Linked DNA regions of Homo sapiens: region 2 is linked to region 1. Evidence: read pairs that join two places in POLR2A ChIA-PET (ENCODE). Cell type or tissue: PC-9. All regions are shown on one strand. Each heading gives the region's core, and the rest is flanking DNA. Links, peaks and the distances in the headings are about the cores only.

What was found. ChIA-PET counts read pairs that join two places held together with the same protein. Peaks named below come from ENCODE experiments on the same cell type or tissue, not always from the same donor. Only the 100,000 strongest peaks of a DNase experiment are listed, where the experiment ranks them.
Region 2: POLR2A ChIA-PET joins it to region 1 with 37 read pairs; 2 of 35 experiments call an interaction of 5 or more read pairs at or near these places.

Annotation. Positions count from the first base shown.
Region 1 is chr14:63,672,515-63,684,164 of GRCh38, forward strand. No RefSeq gene overlaps it. Among named protein-coding and RNA genes, the nearest start is that of WDR89, 36 kb to the left of the region's middle. In PC-9, for the core only: no CTCF peak of the experiment used is centred there; DNase peaks (open chromatin) are centred at 5,537 and 6,227; H3K27ac peaks cover 1,279 bases.
Region 2 is chr14:63,448,200-63,459,849 of GRCh38, forward strand. It overlaps PPP2R5E (protein phosphatase 2 regulatory subunit B'epsilon), which reads right to left. Exons shown (of 14, transcript NM_006246.5): 3 at 5,490-5,686. Among named protein-coding and RNA genes, the nearest start is that of PPP2R5E, 89 kb to the right of the region's middle. In PC-9, for the core only: no CTCF peak of the experiment used is centred there; no DNase peak of the experiment used is centred there.

The DNA.
Region 1 (11,650 bases), core at 2,333-10,332:
GGTGCTGCAAATGGGAAGTGAGCCAAAAATTAAAACTGTTCCTCACAAATATGTCATAAATTATTGTGTACAGTTTTGACATGTTAGGCATTGGCTCTGCATGCCTGAGACTTCTGAGTTCAAGTCATAGAGAGGAGGTCCTCTCACTTGTGGGGATTGCTGATTTCAAAGGGAATTTTTAGATCCTCAACGTGAAAAGATGATATTTTTTCCAGCTCAAATGTTTTTTTAATAGATCACAGCTGGCCAGTCTGGTCCTCAATACCCTTAAAAGACTGTTAGTCTACCCCGACCACTTGAAAGGGTTTAGCATTAGAGAATCTAGGTCAGGCCAACGAAGTGGATTAGTAACTTAATAACTATGTGGTTTATTTAATGAGAAACTGGTGTTACAAGACATTAACTTGCGTGTGCATCTGAATGACCTAGCGGGCTTGTTAAACAAATTGCTTGGTCTTTGGCCCCCACGTTTTTGATTCAGTAAGCCTGAGATGGGGCCCAGGAGTCTGCATTCCTAACAAGTTCCCAGGTGATGCTGATGATGCATATTAAGAATCACTGCTCCAGGTAGTTCAGCTAATTCCCTTGCCATGGTTCCCTAATATCCTTGTTGTTTGACAAATGCGAGATAAAAAGTAGATTAATGACTGGGTGCACTGGCTCATGCCTGTAATCCCAGCACCTTGGGAGGCTGAGACAGGCAGGTCGCTTTAGCCCAGGAGTTCAAGAGCAGCCTGTGCAACATGGTGAAACACTGTCTCCACTAAAAATACAAAAATTAGCTGGCCGTAGTGGCGTGCGTCTGTAATCCCAGCTACTTGGGAGGCTGAGATGGGAGGATGGCTTGAGGTGGAGGCTACAGTGAGCTGAGATTGCATCACTGCACTCCAGTCTGGGCAACAGTGACATCCTATCTCGAATGAATGAATGAATGAATGAATGAATGAATGAATGAATAAGTAGATTAATGGTACTAAAATTTATTACTTAAGATCAGGTGCTACAGTCATTTGGGAGTTACTGTTCACTTTAGGTTTTACCTTCTTCTTGATTCAAACAGTCTGATCTTAGATTCAATGAGAATTAAAAACTGTATATAATAAAATTCGTTCTAGCATGTACTATCTACCTATTTCATAAATCTTAACCTCGGATACGTACTTACCATCTCATTCCCTAATTCCTTTTTCCCTTTATTCGTTACAATCTGACTACTGCCACTACCACATACACCATTGAAATTGTTCTCTTCAAGGTAAACCAGAAACTCATGTAAGATGTCTGCCTTCAGCCTGAATCTCTTTACTAGTGTTTGATATTGTTTATTGATCACTTTGTTCTGAAAACTCTCTTCTCCCTATCAGTGTGGATTTTAGGGACCTTTTCATTGGCTCCGTCGTCTTCTATCTCCTCTCCCCCTTTCCCTAGGCAGACATCATTAACTGATCGTGGCACTCCTAGGGCTTCACAGCATAACCCAGCAGGAAAATGCTCTTAGTTGATTGGTGTTTGTCTGTGAGATGAAACGTGTTGTGAAGGCTCCAAACTATCTCCAGGCCAGGCACTGTGACTCACACCTGTAATCCCAGCACTTTGAGAGGCCAAGTGGGGGGAGATCACCTGAGGTCAGGAGTTTAAGACCAACCTGGCCTACATGGTGAAACCCCATCTCTACTAAAAATACAAAAATTGGCTGGGCCTCGTGGCACATGCCTGTAGCCTCAGCTACCAGGAAGGGAGGCTGAGGCATGAGAATTGCCTGAACCCGGGAGGTGGAAGTTGCAGTGAGCTGAGATTGTGCCACCACATTCCAGCCTGGGTGACAAGAGGGAGACTTCATCTCAGGAAAAAAAAAAAACAAAAATAAACAAGAAGTAGAGGAGAACAGCGAATGGGAGTAGAGCATGTCTGTGTGCTGTTAGGAGTGATTTAGTAGACTGGGAAAAGTTGATGTTTCAGGATAAAGATAACTCCAGGAGAGAAATCCTATATGAACTCCAAGAGATATCATTAATTAAAAAAAATGGGGGGGGGGGGAGTGTGGGGAGGGGACTTGCAGAATACGTACAATATATTTTTAAAAACCTAAACTTTATATAACACAATTATATATTTCAATATATGTAAACATATAAACACACACACACACACAGAATATATACTCCAAACTGGCAACAGTAGTTAATTCTGAGAATACAATTATTATAGTGGGCAAAGGAGGACTTTTTTTCCCAAGTATATAATATATTGCTATTAACTATAGTCATCACGAGTTAAAATAGATCTCTTGCACTTATTCCTCTTGTCTGAAATTTTCTTTCCGCTCATTCATTGATGGACACTTAGGCTACTCTAAGTAATGCTGCAATAAACTTGAGAGTGCAGATATTTCTTTGATATACTGATTTCAAATCCTTAGAATATATATTCAGCAGTGAGATTACCGGATCACATGGTAGTTCTATTCTTAGTTTTTAAATATCTCCACACTGTTTTCCATAATGGTTGTACTAAAAAGAGGATTTTTGCTGTTCTTGCCATTTGAATAATAAAAAAAAACAACCCAGCAATGTATCTATAGATATCTTGTGTAATTTTTTGTAGCAAGTAACTTCTCATTTCCATGAAATAATTTCACTATATAAGAAAACAGCTGACTGACATTCAAGAATAACCTCATGTTTTCTAGCAGAATTTCTTATGAAATTTAAAAAAGACTTTCTGCAATAGGCACTGTTACATTCTAGAAATGTTCTAATAAAGGTACTGATTTTTTTTGTTGTTGTTGTTTGTTTGTTTGTTTTTTGAGACAGAGTCTTGCTCTGTTGCCCAGGCTGGAATGCAGTGGTGTGATCTCGGCTCACCACAACCTCTGTCTCCCAGGTTCAAGCAATTCTCCTGCCTCAGCCTCCTGAGTAGCTGGGATTACAGGTATGTGCCACCACAACCGGCTAATTTCTGTATTTTTAGTAAAGACAGGGTTTCACCATGTTGTTTAGGCTGGTCTCGAACTCCTTACCTCAGGTGATCCACCCACCTCAGCCTCCCAATGTTCTGCTTATTTTTAAAAAACCTTTATGAATAATGTGATTTGCAATTTAAAAATTTATTACAAGGATCTCATTTTCCAAAATATGATTCTGTAAAGTTCATATGAGATTTATGAGGTAGTTTTACATTCTTTTTCCAGTTTCTCTTTTCTTAGTTCTGAATGAGATTTCTAAAGGAGAGATTTTCTTCTCTGTTTCCTTTACATATCCATCTCTGTAGCTGGCAAGATTTGTTGAATGAATTCTAGAATTACTGAGGTCTTTGGGGTCTAATCTGTCCCTCTCCCCCTCCCCCACTTTTTTTTTTTAAACAAAGAACTATCCGTTTAGAGCCACTTCAGCTCAGAACTACTTAGATAGTAGGTTGGATTAGGTTACTTAGGTAAAGTGACCTATTAGTTACTTTAAACCTTGAGATTTAAACAAAAGTTATGACTCTTCTAAAGCAATTACCTCACTTTCTTTGGTGAAACTTGTTAATTTCCTTAGAGGGGTGTATATACAAACTTTTTAGACAGGAAAAGAGGGGAAGGTTGCTTCAGTGACAAGACATGCTCTCCCAACTCTATTCCCTCAGTGAAGGTGCATTAAAATTCTTTTTGTTAAATTCCAGAATCCTAATAGAAACAAAAATACTCCATTTCTTTTTGCACACTTGATCTAACAGAGTTTATTAAATTTTAATAGTGAAAGGGCTCTTAGAGAACATCAAGTCTTACCTCTTCATTTTATCTGTGAGGAAATCATTTATCATTCTGGTGCTAGTACCTAGTTGAAGGAACTTACAATTATAGTTCAAGACAAAACAAAGTCAAAACAAAAATCCTGGTCCTCTGACTTCAGTTAAACACTTTTTTTTTTTGAGACAGGTTTTCACTTCTGTCACCCAGGCTGGAGGGCAGTGGTGTGATCTGGACTCACTGCAACTCTGCCTCCTGGGCGCAAGGGATTCTACTGCCTCAGTATCCCGCGTAGCTGGGACTACAGGCATGTGCCACCATGTCCGGCTAATTTTTGTATTTTTAGTACAGACAGATTTTCACTGTGTCACCCAGGCTGGCCTTGAACTCCTGGATTCAAGCGATCCATCCTCCTTGGCCTTCCAAAGTGTTGGGATTGCAGGTATGAGCCACCACACCCAGCCTCAGGAAAAAAAAAAAAAAAAAAAAGACACAGAATGGGAACATGAAAGTCAGTACAGGTTTGGCACCAGCATCTTCACAAAGAATAGAATTCAACGCAAACATTTTCACAGTAAGTCAATAAAGTGGTACGTCAGGATTTGGGAAATGCCACTGTTTGCAAGCACAAATCTAAAGTCTGTTTTATGACAGACTTGCAAGGGCAAGAATATGGTATAACATATCATGACTTGGAAAAGCTTAAAGCCTCCCAAAGACAGAAATCTGTAATCTTTCCCCCCTACTTAGGAAACTATCTCATGGAAGAGTCACCAAAGTTTTCTTTGAAATGGGAGTTTCAGGTTGATACATAAGGAATGGCTATCTTTACAGATCGGCAATGGCTAGTGACATGTTTGTGAGCCAATTATAAGGTAAATGTAAGTCAGTATGGTCATCATGTCTTTTTTTATAGGTAATAGACAAACTAATGAGGAAGCCATTAGCCTCTCTGGAATAATACCAAATCAGGAAGAAAGTAGGTGGTTATGGGTGTATTGTGGATTACCTTACAGATGCGGAACATATTCAGGGTATCTCTGTGATTCTGTTAGAAAACATTCTTCCTACACCCATGCCACAATCTTCACCAACAGTTGAGATTAGCCAGATGTGTGGTCAGGTCTGATCTCAACGCATAAAGGGAATCTCATGATCTCTTAAGTATGGTGGGATGAGAAATAAGTTCAAGAATACAGTTCCATAGTGAGCAGCAGGTATATTCAAACCTACCCCTAAAGCCCAAAGAATAAGGCTAACAAATCCAATTTCTCAGAAAGAAAATATTTCACAGAGATTTGAAAACATAAGCAGTATCTCGGACAACTGCGAGATGGTGGATCCTCACACCCGTCCTCCAGAAATTATCCTTTAGAAAGCAAGCCTTGGGCCAGGCACGGTGGCTCACGGCTGTAATCCCAGCACTTTGGGAGGCTGAGGTGGGCAGATCACTGGAGGTCAAGAGTTCGAGACCAGCCTGGCCAACATGGTGAAACCCTGTCTCTACTAAAAATACAAAAATTAGCCATGGTGGCACATGCCTGTAATCCCAGCTATTCAAGTAGGCTGAGGCATGAGAATCGCTTGAACCTGGAAGGCGGAGGTTGCAGTGAACCGAAATCATGCCACTGCACTCCACCCTTGGTGACAGAGCAAGACCCTGTCTCAAAAAAAAAAAAAAAAAGAGAAAAGGAAAAAAAGCCTTTAGGATAAAGACATGTGCAGCTGTTACTTTCTTGTGGAAACTTGTGACTACTGGGGAGGTCAGATAAGCATCTTTATGAGGGTTGTTACAGGCATTGTTTAGAGAACTTGCTGCAGAACACTTTGGCATGCAGAGTCAAACATTAGTCATTATGGAGATTTCACTTCAAGATGTTATCACTCTTGCCATGCAACAGGCTATTTTCCTACAAACACCAACTTTATTCCCAGAGCATACCTGCAAATCCTAGATGGAGTATCTTGGAAGCTCGTCTTCCTTGTAGAACACATTGTAAACTCCTGGTCTGTAATAAAAGTAGCTAGGTCTGCAGACTCTTAACCTAATGACGTCAATCCTCATGGCCTGTGCGTAGGTTTCCAGGTAAGTCATTAGTTTGTTATACAACCTTCTTGTGAGGGCTTGGAAGGTGAGGGGAGTATAGCTTCACATCCAAAGTTCTCCTAACTTCCTGGGGACTCCTCTTCTAAATAACAGCAATTATAGCAGTCATGATACCATGTCACCAAAATTCACACCTTTGGGATTTTTCATATAAAATCTAGGATTAATATAAAAATTGCCTTTTTCTCCTCTTAATAAGTAAACATGTAATTGTCTTCTGCTATCAGATTTTAAAAAAAAACCAAACACTTAATAATGAAGTATATATCAAAAAATATTTTTGATTACCTTCACATTAGGTGTAATTTCACTCATGAGCTAAGTGAGTAATAGTGCAGCCCTTCTACTGGCAAAGAAAGACACCACTTCACCACACCTATTGTTTACTGGATATTTTAACAAGCTCTTCAACTTTACTCTTACTACTCCCTTGTAGGTACCCTGATGCTCCAGACAAACTACTATTTGTTTGCCAAACATGTCTAACACATTCCCATCTCCATGCTTTGGTTCATCCAATTTCTTTTTCTTTTTTGAGATGGAGTTTTGCTCTTGTTGCCCAGGCTGCAGTGCAATGGCGTGATCTCGGCTCACTGCAACCTCTGCCTCCTGGGTCCAAGCGATTCTCCTGCCTCAGCCTCCCAACTAGCTGGGACTACAGGCACCCACCACCATGCCCGGCTAATTTTTGTATATTTAGTAGAGACGGGGTTTCACCATGTTAGCCAGGCTGGTCTCAAACTCCTGACCTTGTGATCTGCCCACCTCAGCCTCCCAAAGTGCTGGGATTACAGGAGTGAGCCACCGTGCCCGGCCAAATCAATTTGTTATTTTAAAAATTTACAACCTTTGTTCATGAATACTTTACAAAAGATTTTGAGAATATACTGCTAAGAAGCAAATATTTAAAAATTCTTATTTGTAAAGCTATTTAAAAAATTTTATGGTGACAAATGTTGCAGGATTATTATTCAGTTTTTTTACTTTTAAGATTGTTATCACAGATTTCAACCAGTGTTATTAGTCTGTTCCTGCATTGCTATTAAAAACTACCAGAGGCCAGGCGCGGTGGCTCACACCTGTAATTCCAGCACTTTGGGAGGCTGAGGTGGTTGTATCTGCTGAGGTCAGGAGTTCGGGACCAGCCTGGCCAACGTGGTGAAACCCTGTCTCTACTAAAAATACAAAAATTAGCTGGGAATGGTGGCATGCACCTGTAGTTCCAGCTGTTCAGGAGGCTGAGGCAGGAGATTCACTTGAACTTGGGAGGCAGAGGTTGCAGTGAGCCAAGATCATGCCACTGCACTCCAGCCTGGGTGATGGCAAGACTCTATCTCAAAAGAAAAAAAAAAGAACCTACTGGAGACTGGGTAATTTATTTAAGAATAAAAAAAAAAAGAGGTTTAATTGGCTCATAGTTCTACCAGTGGTACAGAAGGCCTGGCTGGGAAGCCCTCAGGAAACTTACAATCATAGCAGAAGGTAAAGGGGAAGCTGGCACATCTTACATAGCTGGAGCAGGAGGAAGAGAAGGTGAAGGGGGAGGTGCCACACACTTTTAGATAACCAGATCTTTTTTTTTTTTTTTTTTTTTTTTTTTTTTGAGACGGAGTTTCGCTCTTATTGCCCAGGCTGGAGTGCAGTGGTGCAATCTTGGCTCACTGCAATCTCCACCTCCCGGGTTCGAGTGATTCTCCTGCCTCAGCCTCCCGAGTAGCTGGGATTACAGGCATGCGCCACCATGCCCGGCTAATTTTGTATTTTCAGTAGAGACGAGGTTTCACTATGTTGGTCAGGCTGGTCTCAAATTCCTGACCTTAGGTGATCCGCCTACCTTGGCTTCCCAAAGTGCTGGGACTACAGGCGTGAGCCACCATGCCCGGTCAACAACCAGACCTTATGAAAACTCACTATCAGGAGAACAGCCAGAAAGATATCTGCTCCCATGATCCAATCACCTCCCATCAGACTCCTCCTCCAACACTGGGATTACAATTTGACATGAGATTGGGTAGGGACACAAATCCAAACCATATCAACCAAAAATGAGCAAAAATACTGTGCATTAAAATGAGTTTGGTGAATGCTTCCCCTCAAATTAACCCAGATGAAAAAGGAGAAAAACTCTTAAATAGTAGGAAAATTATAATCCATCTTATTGTCACCAACCCCACTGATCCTCTGAATTTGGGCCTGGAGACCTTTGGAGACCAGGGTAGCCTTTCACTTCACTGAAGTAAAAAAAACACTTGATATTTAAGCTCTGAATATATTTAATCTAGATTTTAATTATAAACATCACTTAACATTTTTAAATGTAGTTGGTTTTATGAAAAATTAAAGATCAATTGTAAAAAATAATATTCTCGGGAACATAATTATTTATTACTAGAAACTAAAAGTTATATCCCTGTATATACACAATATTTTCTTTTCAGATTTGATTTCAAGTTTAAAAAAAACAAAATCTTAAAACTAATTTGAGTACAAATCACATTCATACAATGGGGTACTGTAGTAATTACATACAAAACTTTCCTAGAATTAAATTATTAGCCCTTCAATATTTGCATGAAAAGTGACAAAATCCTTACTAAACTGGAAGCATTCATTTACAACCTAAACTTTTAAAACAGGTAGACTATTAAGCAATATTAAAATTTTTAGATCATTAATCTCTTTAAGAATCTGATGAATGCTGTAGAAATTTTCCCCAGAAAAATGCACATATTGAAGCCTAAGGACTGAATAATCGTGTAATTCATTCAACATATCCTAATTGAATGCCTACTGTGTCCCAGGGATCCAGAAGTAAAAAGATGCATAAGGTCTTTTTCCTCATGAAGCTTACGTCATAGGGATAATGACAGAAAATGTAAAAAGTAAATAATACATAATTATAGACTGTGATTGATATGCTTTGCCTTTGTGTCCCCACCCAAATCTCACCTTGAATTGTAATAATCCCCACAAGCAAGGGCAAGACTAGGTAGAGATACTTGAATCATGGGGGCAATTCCCCCATGCTCTTCTCGTGATAGTGAGTGAGATCTCATGAGATCTGATGGTTTTATAAGGGGCTTCCCACTTCGCTCGCCACTCACTCTTACTGCATCCTACCGCCCTGTGAAGAGGTGCCTTCTGCCATGATTTTAAGTTTCCTCAGGCCTCCCCAGCCATGCAGAACTGTGGGTCAATTAAACCTCTTTCCTTTATAAATTACTCAGTCTTGGGCAGTTCTTTATAGCAGCATGAGAATGGACTAATACAGTGGTAGATTTCACTGATAGATACAATAGATTTCAGTTATCCTTTGTCCTAATTTAGGACAAAGGATAAACCTCAACTCTGAGGAATTTTTTAAAAAATCCTTATATAGTAAGCATTTTGTCACTTTTCATGCAAATATTGAGGGGCTAATAATTTATTTCTATTGTGAGAATTTTTTTTTTAAAAAAAGAGAATCCATTTTATATCTCCTAAGAAAATGTCATCATACAAAAAATAAAATATTTAAAATTTATTTAATTTTTAGAAAACAGGAAAAAAATCTTAAAAAACAAAAATATTATCATATCCTGTTGCTTGCTGTACCAGAGAATGAGCTTTCTAGACATCCAAGGAGAATGCAACAAAACTAAAAATGATGAAAGGAAAAAAAAAATACTCTCTTAGGGGCTCTGGAGCAATGAAAGAATCTGGTTTTCATATTTATAGGCAAGAAAGCTTTCACAATCACTAAGGGTTTTTAGCATGCACAGTCAGTACAACAGTTATCAAAGTATATTTTATTCTGCTCATAGACTGCTGCTGTCAGATGTAGAATCCCATATTTGGGAGAGAAAGGAAGCAAGGGAAGGGCAAATTAGGAAAAGCCAGCTAGTTGAGATTTAAGAATTAACATTTCTAGCCTGGCACAGTGGCTCACCTCCAATACCAGCACTTTGGGTGGCTGAGGTGGGAGGACTGCTTCAGCCCAGGAGTTCAAGACCAGTCTAGGCAACATAGTGAGGCCCCATCTCTATAAAAATAGAAAAATTAGCCAGACATGGTGGTACATGCCTGTAGTCTCAGCTACTTGGGAGGTTGAGGCAGGAGGATGGATTAAGCCCAGGAGGTAGAGGCTGTAGTGAGCAGTGATCATGCCATTGCACCCCAGCCTGCATGAGAAAGCAAGACCCTATCTCTAAATAAACAAATAAACACATTTATTTCCTTAAACACTTTTATTTTTTAAAAAGTTTATTTTTCTTTGAATTTTCCCTCCTGTGTGTCTCACAAGGAAGGCTTGCTTCCTTATAAAGAGATCTGGTGGGCTTAAAATGAAGAGCTTTCTAAAAGTCCTTCAAAATTAGCATGTTAAAATTTTTATTGTGCTATGTATAACTTATTATAACCACAACCAGAATTCAAGTGTAAAAGTTTTTTCTTTTTTCTTTGAGATGGAGTCTCACTTTGTCACCCAGACTGGAGTGCAGTGGTGTGATCTCAGCTCACTGCAATCTCCACCTCCTGGGTTAAAGCAATCCTCCCATCTCAGCTTCCCGAGTAGCTGAGACTACAGACATGTGCCACCATGCTCAGCTAATGTTTTTGTCTTTTTTTTTTTAGTAGAGACTGGGTTCACCATGTTAGCCAGGCTGGTCTCAAACTCTTGACCTCAAGTGATCTGCCCGCCTCAGCCTCCCAAAGTGTTGGATTACAGGCGTGAGCCACCGCGACTGGCCAAGTTTTTTCTTTTTAACTTACATATATATTTCAAAAGGAATGGAAGAACTTGATCAAATAACGAGAAAATACCCAGCACAGTAATATCTACTAATTACTTTTTCTCAAACTGCTACCTCTTCCCTTTCTTAAAAAACCTTATCAAACAACAAAAACCCTCTTCAGAAAATCTAATGCAGCTATAAAGTAAAATGTTAAAAACTGATCCTTACTGATGTCCAGATTAAACATTTTACTGGCCGGCTGGGATTACAGGCATGAACCACCACACTTGGCCACGTTAGGTTTTAAATCTAGAATAAACATTCCTTGTTAACGAGAACAAAATTGTTTACCAATAAGAAATCTTTGTCATATAAAATTGTGTGATCATATCTTTCTCCACTCCCACTGCTTCACTTGAGTAGCCTTTAAAAATTTTTGTGATTATATATTTTAAAAAACCACTTTAGTATTTACTTATCTTTATTGAATGCTCTGTTAAAATTTGCCTTTAAGGGAATGAATGACAGGGAGGGTGAGGGAAATTTTGCTTTTAAATTCTATTCATTCCACTGAATTCATTTTTATGTTGTCCCTGAAATATATATTTAATAAACACTACTTGTAAAGAAAGCTACAAAATAAAATAAAAATAATTGTGTCAATCTTGAAGTGGCATTGTTTTATATTAGGTCATATAATTAGTTTCTGGCAGACCTGGTTTTTGCAGTTCACACATCATGGCATTTTAAAATTACAAAATAAAATGTCCATATGTTTTATTCTGCTTGAAAAAGTACCTGTTCCTAGTTTTATGATTAATCCTTGACATTCATGGAAAAGCAGTAAATTACCTACAATACTATTAGTCACATTTTACTGAAACAATTTTGTGCATAAGCTTTTTAAAAGAAATATGAAACTTTTTACTAAAAGTACAATGTTAGAAATAATCATAAATGGAACCAAAGCCAGTTTGTACCTCAAAGAACTTCTTCAATGTCTTCTATTGCCAAAACAGCACTTTGATTTTGGACAAAACGCTTCAGAGGAAATATGTGCTAGAATGAAAATCCAAGACATATTTTTAAAATCTCTACCAG
Region 2 (11,650 bases), core at 2,499-10,498, 220 kb before region 1:
GGCAGGAGACTGGTGTGAACCCCGGAGGCAGAGCTTGCAATGAGCCGAGACAGAGCCACTGCACTCCAGCCTGGGCGACAGAGCGGGACTCCATCTCAAAAATAAATAAATAAATAAATAATTTTTAAAAAGTAACTTCAAAGATCTCTCATCACAGATCACTATAACAGATATAGTAACAATGCAAAGGTTTGCAATATTGCAAGAATTATCAATATGTGACACAAAGATATGAAAGGGGCATATGCTGTTGGAAAAAATGGTACCAACAGTTTTGTTCCACACAAGGTTGCCACAAACCTTCAATTTGTTTGGGCACAGTGGCTCACGCCTGTAATCCCAGCACTTTGGGAGGCTGAGGTGGGTAGATCATGAGGTCAGGAGTTCGAGACTAGCCTGACCAACATGGTGAAACCCTGTCTCTACTAAAAATACAAAAATTAGCCAGGCGTGGTGGCTCCCGTGTATAATGCCAGCTACTCAGGAGGCTGAGGCAGGAGAATTGCTTAAACCCCGGAGGCGGGAGGTTGCAGTGAGCCAAGATCGTGCCATTGCACTCCAGCCTGGGTGACAGAACAAGACTTCGTCAAAAAAAAAAAAAAAAAAAAGCAACCCCCAATATCTATGAAGTGCAATAAAACGAGGTGTGCATGTGATTTGTTTATACCCATAAGAGCTGCTTTGCTTTCCTAATTCTAGAAGTCTGTAGGTGGTATCCAGACTTCATTTAATTGTTAAAAATGGTTTCCACAACACATAGATTACTTTTATCTCTTACTCTTTTCTTCCCCTAACAGGAATACCAGTTCTCAAAGTACAAGTCCCATCAAGTTGGATCAAAAGCTCTCGGTACTAATGCTGATACTGTAACATGCCATTATACATCATTACTCATCCTGGTTTGCAAAACCCATCTATCACTTCATTAGTATTTCATAAAAAACACTATCATTTCCCTCACTAATTCTGGTGAAGTGATTTTGTTTTACAGTAACACGAAAGAGAAATCAGCGGGGACAGTGATTACCCAACAGGCAGGATCATCTTGGAATTAGAGAACTTAAGAACCACTGTGGCAATGGAATAAAACACATCTCAGTGACGGAGTATTTTAAGTACAAAGAAGTAACAGTGGGTTCCACCAATGATCGTAAAATCAAGTATCTAATAAAATCATTGAAATGTAAAAATAGTATTTACTGAATACTTGCCACATGTTAGAGACTGTTCTAAAACTTTTATAAATATTGTCGCTAGTCCTCACAAAACCCCCCAAAGACAGGTATTACACAAATTAGGAAAGTGACCAGCACCAGGATGTATATATACAATGGGCTTAGAGGGAATGAGGGCACCAAGTGGGACGTGGTTCCAGTTTTCCTTACAGAACAGTAAGCACACGTTCTATGGACTGTATATGTATGTATGGTGTTGAGTACCCTGATATGCAAACAAAAGCACAAGCATGTTACCTAGGTGGAATATTTAAGGAGGGACTGGGAAAACTATGGCTACCCTCCCCCCACCCTATGTACCTCTTAGCACCACACAAAAATGGAGAACCCCTAAGTTAAAGTAACTTGCTCACATTGATGTAGAAAGTATGGCCAGAGCTGGCATTTGAACCCAGGTCTGTATGGTTCCAAAGCCTTGCCTTTTCTTTTCTTTTCCTATTTTTTTTTTTTTTTTTTTTTGAGATGAAGTCTTGTTCTGTCACCCAGGCAGGAGTACAGTGGCACAATCTCAGCTCACCGCAACCTCCACCACCCAGGTTCAAGCGATTCTCTTGCCTCAGCCTCCCAAGTAGCTGGGATTACAGGCATGTGCCACCATGCCAGGCTAATTTTTGTATTTTTAGTACAGATGGGCTTTCACCATGTTGGACAGGCTAGTCTCAAACTCCTGGCCTCAAGTGATCCACGCGCCTCAGCCTCCCAAAGTGCTAGGATTACAGGCGTGAGCCACCGCGCCCAGCGCCTTGTCTCTTTCTACTCTATCATAATATCCCCTTTCTGTAAATGCTCCAGAGTGTCTAAGTACCGTATATAATTAGTAGCTAACAATTTCAGAAATCACCAAATATGAAAAATAAGTTATACTTCTAAGAAGCCGAAACTACCATCTAGAATTTTCTAATGCCCTAGAACAGCATGTACACTAACAGACTCAATGCCTCCTAAGATAAAGCTCCAGTGTATTTTAAAACACATACAAATGATAGGAGTCTCTTTTTTTGGCTGGAGAATGGGGAGGAAAAGAGGGAGAAAACGGTCTCCCTTAGGAGACCAAAGCTGGTTTAACACCAAGCTGGTCCATATGGATGACAGAATTTTTGGATTATGCTAAACACTCAGTTTAAAATCTGGGTATAATCCAATGACATCCAATATCTTAATCATAATTTGAGAGACTGAAATGCCTACATTTTAAGGAGGAATTCATTCATTCAACAAATTTCAAGAAGACCTGGACTAGGTAGGAGGTATTATGGATGCCACAGATATGTGCAGGACACAGTTCCTTCTTAGGTGTGCTTACACCTAATTAGAAAAATCAGATAAATATGTGAAAAGACAAAAAAAAAAAAAAGGAGCAAATGAACAAATTCCCAAAATGGTGAGTTGCCAAGAAGCAGAGGAACTGAAGGAAGGAAAAAGCACTGTGTTTTTTCAGGAAAACAATAGTAGCACTTTAAGTCAGCCCTTGAAGGGAAAATGAGAATTAGAACTAGAGGTGAGGGAGTGGGGAATACGTGAAAGTCCAGAAACAAGGAAATAAAGGCTATTTAAATCAAATCAATACCAAATGCTGGTGAGGATGTGGAGCAGCAGAAATTCTCATTCACTCCTGGTAGGAATGCAAAATAGTACCACTACCCTGGAAGACAGTTTGGCAGTTTCTTATAAAACTAAACATACTCGTTACTTATAACAAGTAATAAAAGTAAATGCAAATTAAAAAAAAACTAAACATACTCTTACCATACAATACATACAGCAATTACACTCCTTGGTATTTACCCAAAGGAGCTGAAATCTTATGTTCATAAAAAAAACTTGTACACAGATATTTATATTAGCTTTATTCATAATTGCCAAAATTAGGAAGCAACTAAAATGTCCTTCAGTAGGTGAATGGATAAACTATGGTACATCCAACCAATAAAATGTTATTCAACACTAAAATAAATGAGCTATCAAGTCTTGAAAAGACATGAAGGAAACTTAAGTGCATATAACTAAGTCAAAGAAGCCCATCTGAAAAGAGTACATGCTGTATGATTCCAACTATATGACAGTCTGGAAAAAGCAAAATTATGGACACAGTAAAAAGATCAGTGGTTGCCAGGGAGTTGAAGGTGGTGGGTGATGAAGAAGTGGAGCACAGAGGATTTTCAGGGCAGTGATGTATGGTATGTATGGTACTATAATGGTGGATACATGTCATTACACATTTGTCTAAACTCAGAATGTCCAACACCAAGAATGAGCCCTAACGTGAACTCTGAATTCTGGGTGATAATGATGCGTCAATGTAGGATCATCAATTGTAACAAATGTACTGCTCTGGTGGGAGTGAGGGGGGAGGTGTTGATAATGGGGGAGGCTGTGCTTGTGCAGGGACAGGGGCATATGAGAAATCTCTGTACTTTCCTCTCAATTGTGCTGTGAACCTAAAACTGCTCTTAAAAAATTAAATTTTTAAAAATAAATAAGTATACAGATGTCCTCATACAAAGGCAAACTGATGTGTGTATAAGGATATTCATAGAGTACTGCTTAAATATGGTACATTCACACAATAAATATTATGCAGCTATAAAAAGAATATGGCAACTTTATATGTACTGAAATATATATTGCTAAGTGAAAAAAGCAAGGTACAGAAAATACATAGTGTGCCACCATTTGTGTGCTTACAAAAAAAAATATTTATACATATGTTTGCATATACTTATATATTCATGAACTATCCATGGGAAGATACAGAAGAAAGTCATAACCGATACCTCTGTTGGCTGATGATACAGGTAGGCTAAAACCAGGGACTGTGCTCTGCAGAAGGCAGGTAGACTAGAGAAGATCCTCTGCATCACATTAAGAGGTTTAGATAGCATGCAAACTCAAGAGCAAGGTTTCTCAACAGTGGCACTTGTGATATCTGGGGCCAGATAATTCTTTATTGTGGGGGCCACCCGGTACATTGTAAAATGTTTAGCAGTATCTCTGGCCTCTCCCACTAGATGCTGGTAGTACTCTCCTCTCACATCTAGTTGTGACTACCAAAAATGTCTCTAGACACTGACAAATGTCCCCTGTAAGGTAAAATCACACCTGGTTGAGAAGCACTGCTCAAGAGCCACACGGTCATCTTTAACCTACAAAACATTCTAGTGCTACATTCCTGTAAATTAACAACAAATCCAATATACATTCAGATATAGAACTGAGGAATATATTGGGCATCGTTTTCAGATGACCTTCATTATTTCAGTCACAGTCTCACGCTGAGATCATTCAAGTGCCTTTGCAAATCTGAACTATCATTTTTAAACATATCTACTCCATCACAAAAGTCTCTTTTCTGCATTGGTTGAATACAAATGATAAAGAACTAAATACAAAAGCCAGGCAGATGTTCCGCAGTACACAGAGAGTGTGCCAGATCCTGCAATGGACTCCTCAACGATGCACTGACCTTAAGGATCTCTGAGGCTATTTCACCAGTCAGTAGACCAGCTTCCCCACCCTGCAAAGCCCATCCCCAAATAGCGTGCACTCTCCAGCTCCAAGATCTTCTGGGATGCCAAGAAAGGCAACTCTCCCACAGAAATCTATCAGAAAACCACATTTTGGCTCAGCTTTTGAAAAACTAAAATAATTGTTCACACAGTAAGAATGTAATTACTCACATTATGTTAATAATGTTTTTCCTCATAACTCCTAATGACCACACAAAATCTAAGACACTATTCAAAAATCATAAAAGGTATCAACCCTGACTTCAAGGAGATTATAAAGAGAAGCGTTAGTTATAAAGCCCAAGAGAGGCCTTAACTACATTCTACAAATCACAATTTTATTAAGCATTAAGCCATTTCTAATATACCACAATGAATAAGATTAAAAAAAAAAAAGACATCCAACAGGCTTGAATATTTTTCAAACACGGATCTAAGACTTTTGTTATTTTCCTGTGTCTTTTCTTTTGCCAAAGCTAGAAATCCAGTAATACCCTGGCAATCTTGGCTTCATATTTTGAAGTCATTTATTGCTTCAGCACTGTCGTAGTTAAAGTTCTGGATTTCGTTCTCATGAAATCATGCTCTTCAAATTCTAGCACTGTGCCGACTACATTTGCTTAGCTCTCCAAAGGTTGGCTCTCATTTGTGGAGTTGACCTCCAATGACCTCACTCTTGCAATATATACACCTGTGAGTCACTATGGAAGATGCTTAAAAGTGTCCGCGGAGAAAAAAAGAAACTCACCATTCTAACTACTTCAGGGTAAGTCTGCTCTGTCAAACAGCCTCTGCTTATTGTAATGTAGTCCACCAGTTCATTAAGAGTGGAGCGCTTGTATTCTTTCATTTTAAGATCAGATAGCGTGTCCATGAAGTCAAAAATGACACAGCACTGCTGAAGTTTCTTTAGGAACAGTTCAGGCTGCTCTGAGGATGGAACGTCTAAGAAAAAAAAAGGAAATGGTGTAAGTCTGTCATCAATTTCCAGGTAACAGGAATTCTCTGTGAAAGTTACTTCAAAGGCAAGCTAAAAAAAAATAAGAATTCACATGACAACAGTGTTCTTTTTCACAGTTACACATGGGTGGGAGGGGATACCGTATCTACTACTTCAGAGACCTTGTCTTTGAAAACTACATTGTACCAACAAAATTGACTGTATTTGCTATTCCACAACCAAGGATTGACCAAAATCCCAAAAGACTTTAGAAGGTTGAAGCAAATTTTAACCAAAAACACCCCAATGTCAATACCTTTAAATTAAAAACACTGAAAAAGGTCAAACTTTCCCTTATAAGAAAGCTTTCGCTGTGGTTTAAATTAGTTTTACTAAAAAATTTCAAAGCAGAAATGTCAGTTGATTTATTTTAATTTCATGCTGACATCCTTGGTATTTAAAGCTATTGTTGTGTGTTTATATTTTTTTGTTTTGTTTTGGCTTGATCTGTATGAAGTTTCTTTCTGAAAGAAACCTGAAAAATCTACTAAATGAAACAATACCAACTCTCTCAAAAAGAGCACACCAGCAATAAGAAAATAAGAGTAAATGCCATATAAATCTACATTCTCTTTTTACCCATCTTCTTGTACTGTGAGAGAAAACCACTAACATCTTATATTAATATGTTCCCAGAATGGACATCTGCTCTTTTCCCGCAAACAGCAGGTCAGACATTTGGCTTGGCGTTGTTTCTAAAAAATATGTAGAAATTTTAGGTTAGTTGAAATTCCTCAGCTAGAAAGGAGCCTGATCTACAGTTGGACTTCAAATATACCGACTAAGCTGTAGACAGCCTATCCCCTCCTATCTTCTTTCCAATATTTCATTCCCCCAAACTGGAGCTTCCCTGGAGAAGCAATGAAAATTATAACCAGGGTAGGCTCTACTGCCTTCATCCAAGGTGATTAGCTCATTAATCCTCAGAACATCCTTAGAAAGAAGCAGGTGGCATTATTCTTCTCCATTTTTCACACACACACAAAATAGAGACAATCATTGAGGTCCCACAGGGAATGGGTTACAGAGCTGGGCAAAGTGCCCAGGTCTCTAACCACACTCCCATGTTCCTTTTGTACTAAGCAAGAAGGACCTTAACAGTGTGTAGTCACTTGCAGTCATCCTCAGTTGCCAGCCTTCTGGTAAATGCTTTACAATGGCCTCCTGGCTTGGGCTGCCTGCTCCCTGGAGAGGAGGGCAACAGCATACAGCACCCCCCTTACAGCCACCAGCAGCAGGAAGTGAAGGCCAGCCTCATTTTCACAGGACCCACCAGGCTCCTCTCTACAACCTTCTACCCCACCTTACACCCCACAACCCAAATGCCAGCATAGCTACCTCGGACCTCACAGGCAATTCTGGCAAAACACTGCCAGTTAAGTAAACCTAGATGAGAGTGGATAGGACACCTAAATACATAGGCTTTCTCTACCAGACATTAGAGAACAAGAAGCAGTCCATATCTTTGAATGTATAGCATCACTCCTACTCTCAGCAAAAACAAGTATTGAATTTAGAAATTATTAACCAGTGAGTTTCCCTTCCCCCATCACTCCTAGGTCCCCAAAAGCACAATGTGTCTTGCAGTCATGATATAGGTCTTATCCTATGCCCCCCTGGATTTAATCGGTTTTACAATATTTAGCCTTAGACTACAAGAACTAAATTCAGTCAGACCAAACTCTCTAAGTGCTACCTGCTTTGGGCGTTTAAAATAAATAAATAAAAATGAAATAAGGCTGCTTATGAGCATGACTATATCCTTAACCAATGACTAATTCATGCACAGGACCATCACAGTTAATTACTAAAATCTTTCGAGATCGAAATCAGACCCCAGACCTAGCAGCCGAATGGGAATACTGATGCTGCAAAGGGGGCAAGAAAAAGCTTTTTTTTTTTTAGTTTGAGATGAAGTCTTGTTCAAGCAATTCTCCTGCCTCAGCCTTCTGAGTAGCTGGGCTTACAGGCATCCACCACCACACCCAGCTAATTTTTGTATTTTTAGTAAAGACAGGGTTTTGCCATGTTGGCCAGGCTGGTCTCAAACTCCTGACCTCAGGTGATCTGCCCACCTCGGCCTCCCAAAGTGTTGGGATTACAGGCATGAGCCACCGCCCTGGCCAAGAAAAAGCTTATTAATATAACATTCGTTACAGGTCAAAATCTTTAGGGAAATTTTAATTAATTCAATATTTGATATAGTGATTTTAATAAAGTCTAAAAATCAGACTATCTACATGTTGAACTCCTTAACATAGCATATATAACTTATAAAAGCATCGATGAATTGTAGTCTTTCCTCCTAAAGTACATCATCATTTAAGCAGTGACAACAACAATTAACATTTGTGGTCACTGCAATAGTACTCAAGAGATTCATATACTTAGCAGTTCAAAAAATTTAGGCAGTTAACACTTAGTCCTATTTTTTAATGTTAGGCAGTTGAAATTTATCCTTTATTTGTGCAAAGTGATATAATGTCATAGACAAATGTGAAACAGGCTATCCACCTGTCCAGTGGAATAAGGATAATAACTTACATTTATTGAATATATTGGGTACATTTATTGGGCACTTTATCTAAGCACTTATACATATTATATCTCCTTTAATCCCTTCAATGGCCTTCTGCAGTAGGTACTATTTCTAACTTAACAAATGAGTAAACCAAAACACAGAGTCAGTGACTTGCCCATAGTCACACAGTTAATAAGCAGTGGAGACAGGATTCAAACCCAAGTGGATTGGCTCCAAAGCCTGGACCCTTCACCACTGTGCAATGCAACACGAAACACAGTGAAAGACCAGAGTGATACCCTATTCCAGAACACAGGGTGTGTGCAAACACAGAAGAGGAGGAAGAAAGCAGACAAAATGAACAAATGACTCTCCATTCATAAAGCATCATGCTAAACCCCTTCTCTATCTCCCCTCTAGCCCATGCACCAAGAATTAACACAGCAAAAGCTGCGATTTGTCCTTTATCATAAACTAAATTCTTTCTAAAATGACCTACCTTCATTAAATTAAAAAACTTGCACAGTCAAGATGAACCAAAAGGGGGTTCTTAAAGAGACAATCCCTTTATGGTAACAATTTAGGAAAGTTTTATACATGTTGAAGGATGACCAGTCCAAACAAGAGGTTCTTCATATAATGTCTGGGCCTCAGACTGTCCCATATAGCTAATACTGCTCCCAATCTCCTCTCTCATCTACCTAGTCCCAGGTGGATGTGAAAAGGTAGAATGTGAGAAGGCAGGACAGGCCAGAGATCAGAGAAGGAACAATCTCTGAGTAGTCCAGAAGGTTTCCACTATATAAGAAAAGTTTAGTGTCTATGTAAGCAGTCCCTGAAGTAGATCCAAATATTCTTTTTAAATAAACATTTATTAAAAGGATCACTTAAGAAGCCATAAAGAGAATCTCATAAAAAACAAAAACATATCATAAAGGCAATGAATTCTGACCACAATACAGTAACACTAGATTTTAACAACTCAAAGCTACCCACCTCCAAAATCCAAGTCACCTGGAAATCTAAAAACTTCAGAAGTCAAGACTGAAGAAAAAAACAAATTACAGTCATTAAGAAATAAATGTGAATTAGGAAAATTAAAGGTCATCTTAGAATCCCAAAGCAGACCAGGCAGTGGATGCTTCCGTCACCTATCTTCCAGTGAAAACCTCTGGCCAGCAGAGGCCATCCCTGCTCCCAGGAAAGGGATCCCACAGAAGCACGGCCATAAATAATGAGCAATCAATAAGCGGTTATGTAATACCGTGAAGGTCACTGGCACAATGACTCCTCCATCCAAGGTTGTATGTGTTCAAAAGAGAGAATAATTGATCCCATTATCACAGCTTGGTAAGATCCCATAAGGTCAGATTCCACTGCTCTAGAAGAATTCTTAAAATTTTAAGTTGGTTTCCAGAATATGTTTCTCCACCAAGAAAAGAATGCAATGACCAGCTAAACTGTACTTCTCACTGCACTGTACTTCTCTTTACTTTTTAGCAGTAGTCATTCTCCCCCTTATGTCTTTATATCACCGTCTTCCAGTATCCACCTATCAATTTTCATCAATAAGCAGGGGAAAATGACTACGCCTACCTCCAAGGTGTTCATTACATCTGAATATTTTTTAAATTTACGAGTGTGACATGCAATGGGAAAATGGACATAAAACTCAACACAGAGTGAGGATGCAATCTCAGATTAAGACAAAGATTCTCTTTGTATCTAAAGAAGTCAACAGGATCTATATACAGTTTAGCTCTTGCTGGGGGGCACTCCCCTCACCCTAATCATGATTTAAAGGGAAGGTTGTTTACAATTTGCAGAAGTAGCTCATTCTTCCCTACTAGTCCACTTCCATCATTCCACCCTATCTAATGTTTGGGGCACATAATCATGGATCCAATATCACCTCACATTTTCTTCAGGCCTGCCTCATTCAGCACTTTGCAAAGCAAAAAGTAACAAGGGTAGAAGAAATAAAATATGTGCCCAGTCTCTTGAGTTTGGTACTCTGGGACTCCGATCAACAAAAGTTGTTAAAAATCAGAACGTTAAATTCACATTTGCAAATATGCCAGCCAAGTAAATAAAGGAGGCCTACATCATTATATTTATTACCCATCATATCATAAAAATAAGGTAAATTGCTTTTAAAAAATAAGTTAATAAAGAAAATGTGGACTGGCAAATTATTTACACATAAACTATTGAAATGTATGTGGAAATAGAGTGAATAAGTATTTCTATAAAATGTTCATATGTTTGCATTGGAAGCTAAACTATAACATTGCTTGAGCTCCTAATGAACAATATTTATAATATCATTCAATGAATATCTATAAATTATATTTATATTTCCATTCAAAAGATCTAAAATAAAATTCTTCTAAATTAACAATACTTTTTACCTGAAAATGTCCTAAGGTATTACTCACTTAGCCCTTTTACTTCTATTTCTCCAACTTTCACAAAAAATAATAGGACCAGCACACAATGAGAATAGTAAGTATGGCCTCTGATCCCACAGAACTTTCTCTTAAGATGTACAAATCCTCATCCATGTATACTCTGTCCTTCACGGGCAACTCTCCATAAACTTCAACAAAATCACTGAGAATTTTACTTGCATAAGACATACGAGTCTATATTTACAGAAAACTAAGTGTCTCATAGTTCTAAGGAGATGCTTAATACTAAAACATTAACATAAATAAAACATTATTAAGCAGATTGAGCCGTGATAGACTGAAGCTAGGTACACTAGCATATGCGGTAAAATGCCTAATTACCTGCCCATGTAGTCTGTCCAAATCATTGCTATCAATTTTACCTCTACCTTTTCATAGCACATATTTCAAGAAACCTAGAAATAATCCTATTTTATTAGTAGAACTAAGCTTCCATTACAGGAATTGCTTTTGACACCAGTAAATCACAGATATAACCAACAATATTTCCTCAAAACGAGGAGACAACTATAAGCCTTTATAATAAATCAAATAATAGACTTCATGTCCTATGAACTGGAGCCAAATATAACATGTTGATTACACAGGATATTTCAATGCACATAAGCAAATAAAAAACTAACCCAGAACCAATCTGTTAACTAAAATAAGCATTAAATACTTGACCAATCCAATTACTTTATTATTGTATTCAAAGAAGTGAGTTCAAAGATGTTTGTTGTTGATGATGGTGGTGATGGTGGTGGTGGTGGTGATGTGATATTTCACTGCTAAGCATTTGTATTTTATAAAAGTGACTCCAGTGATTTCAGTATGTCACTACGGTTAAAAACCACCGTTTTTAAAGTAAGCACTCTAAAATCCTTCTTTCATCCCCTCCTCCTTTGAAATTCTTTCTCTCCATTATTTAAAGCTAG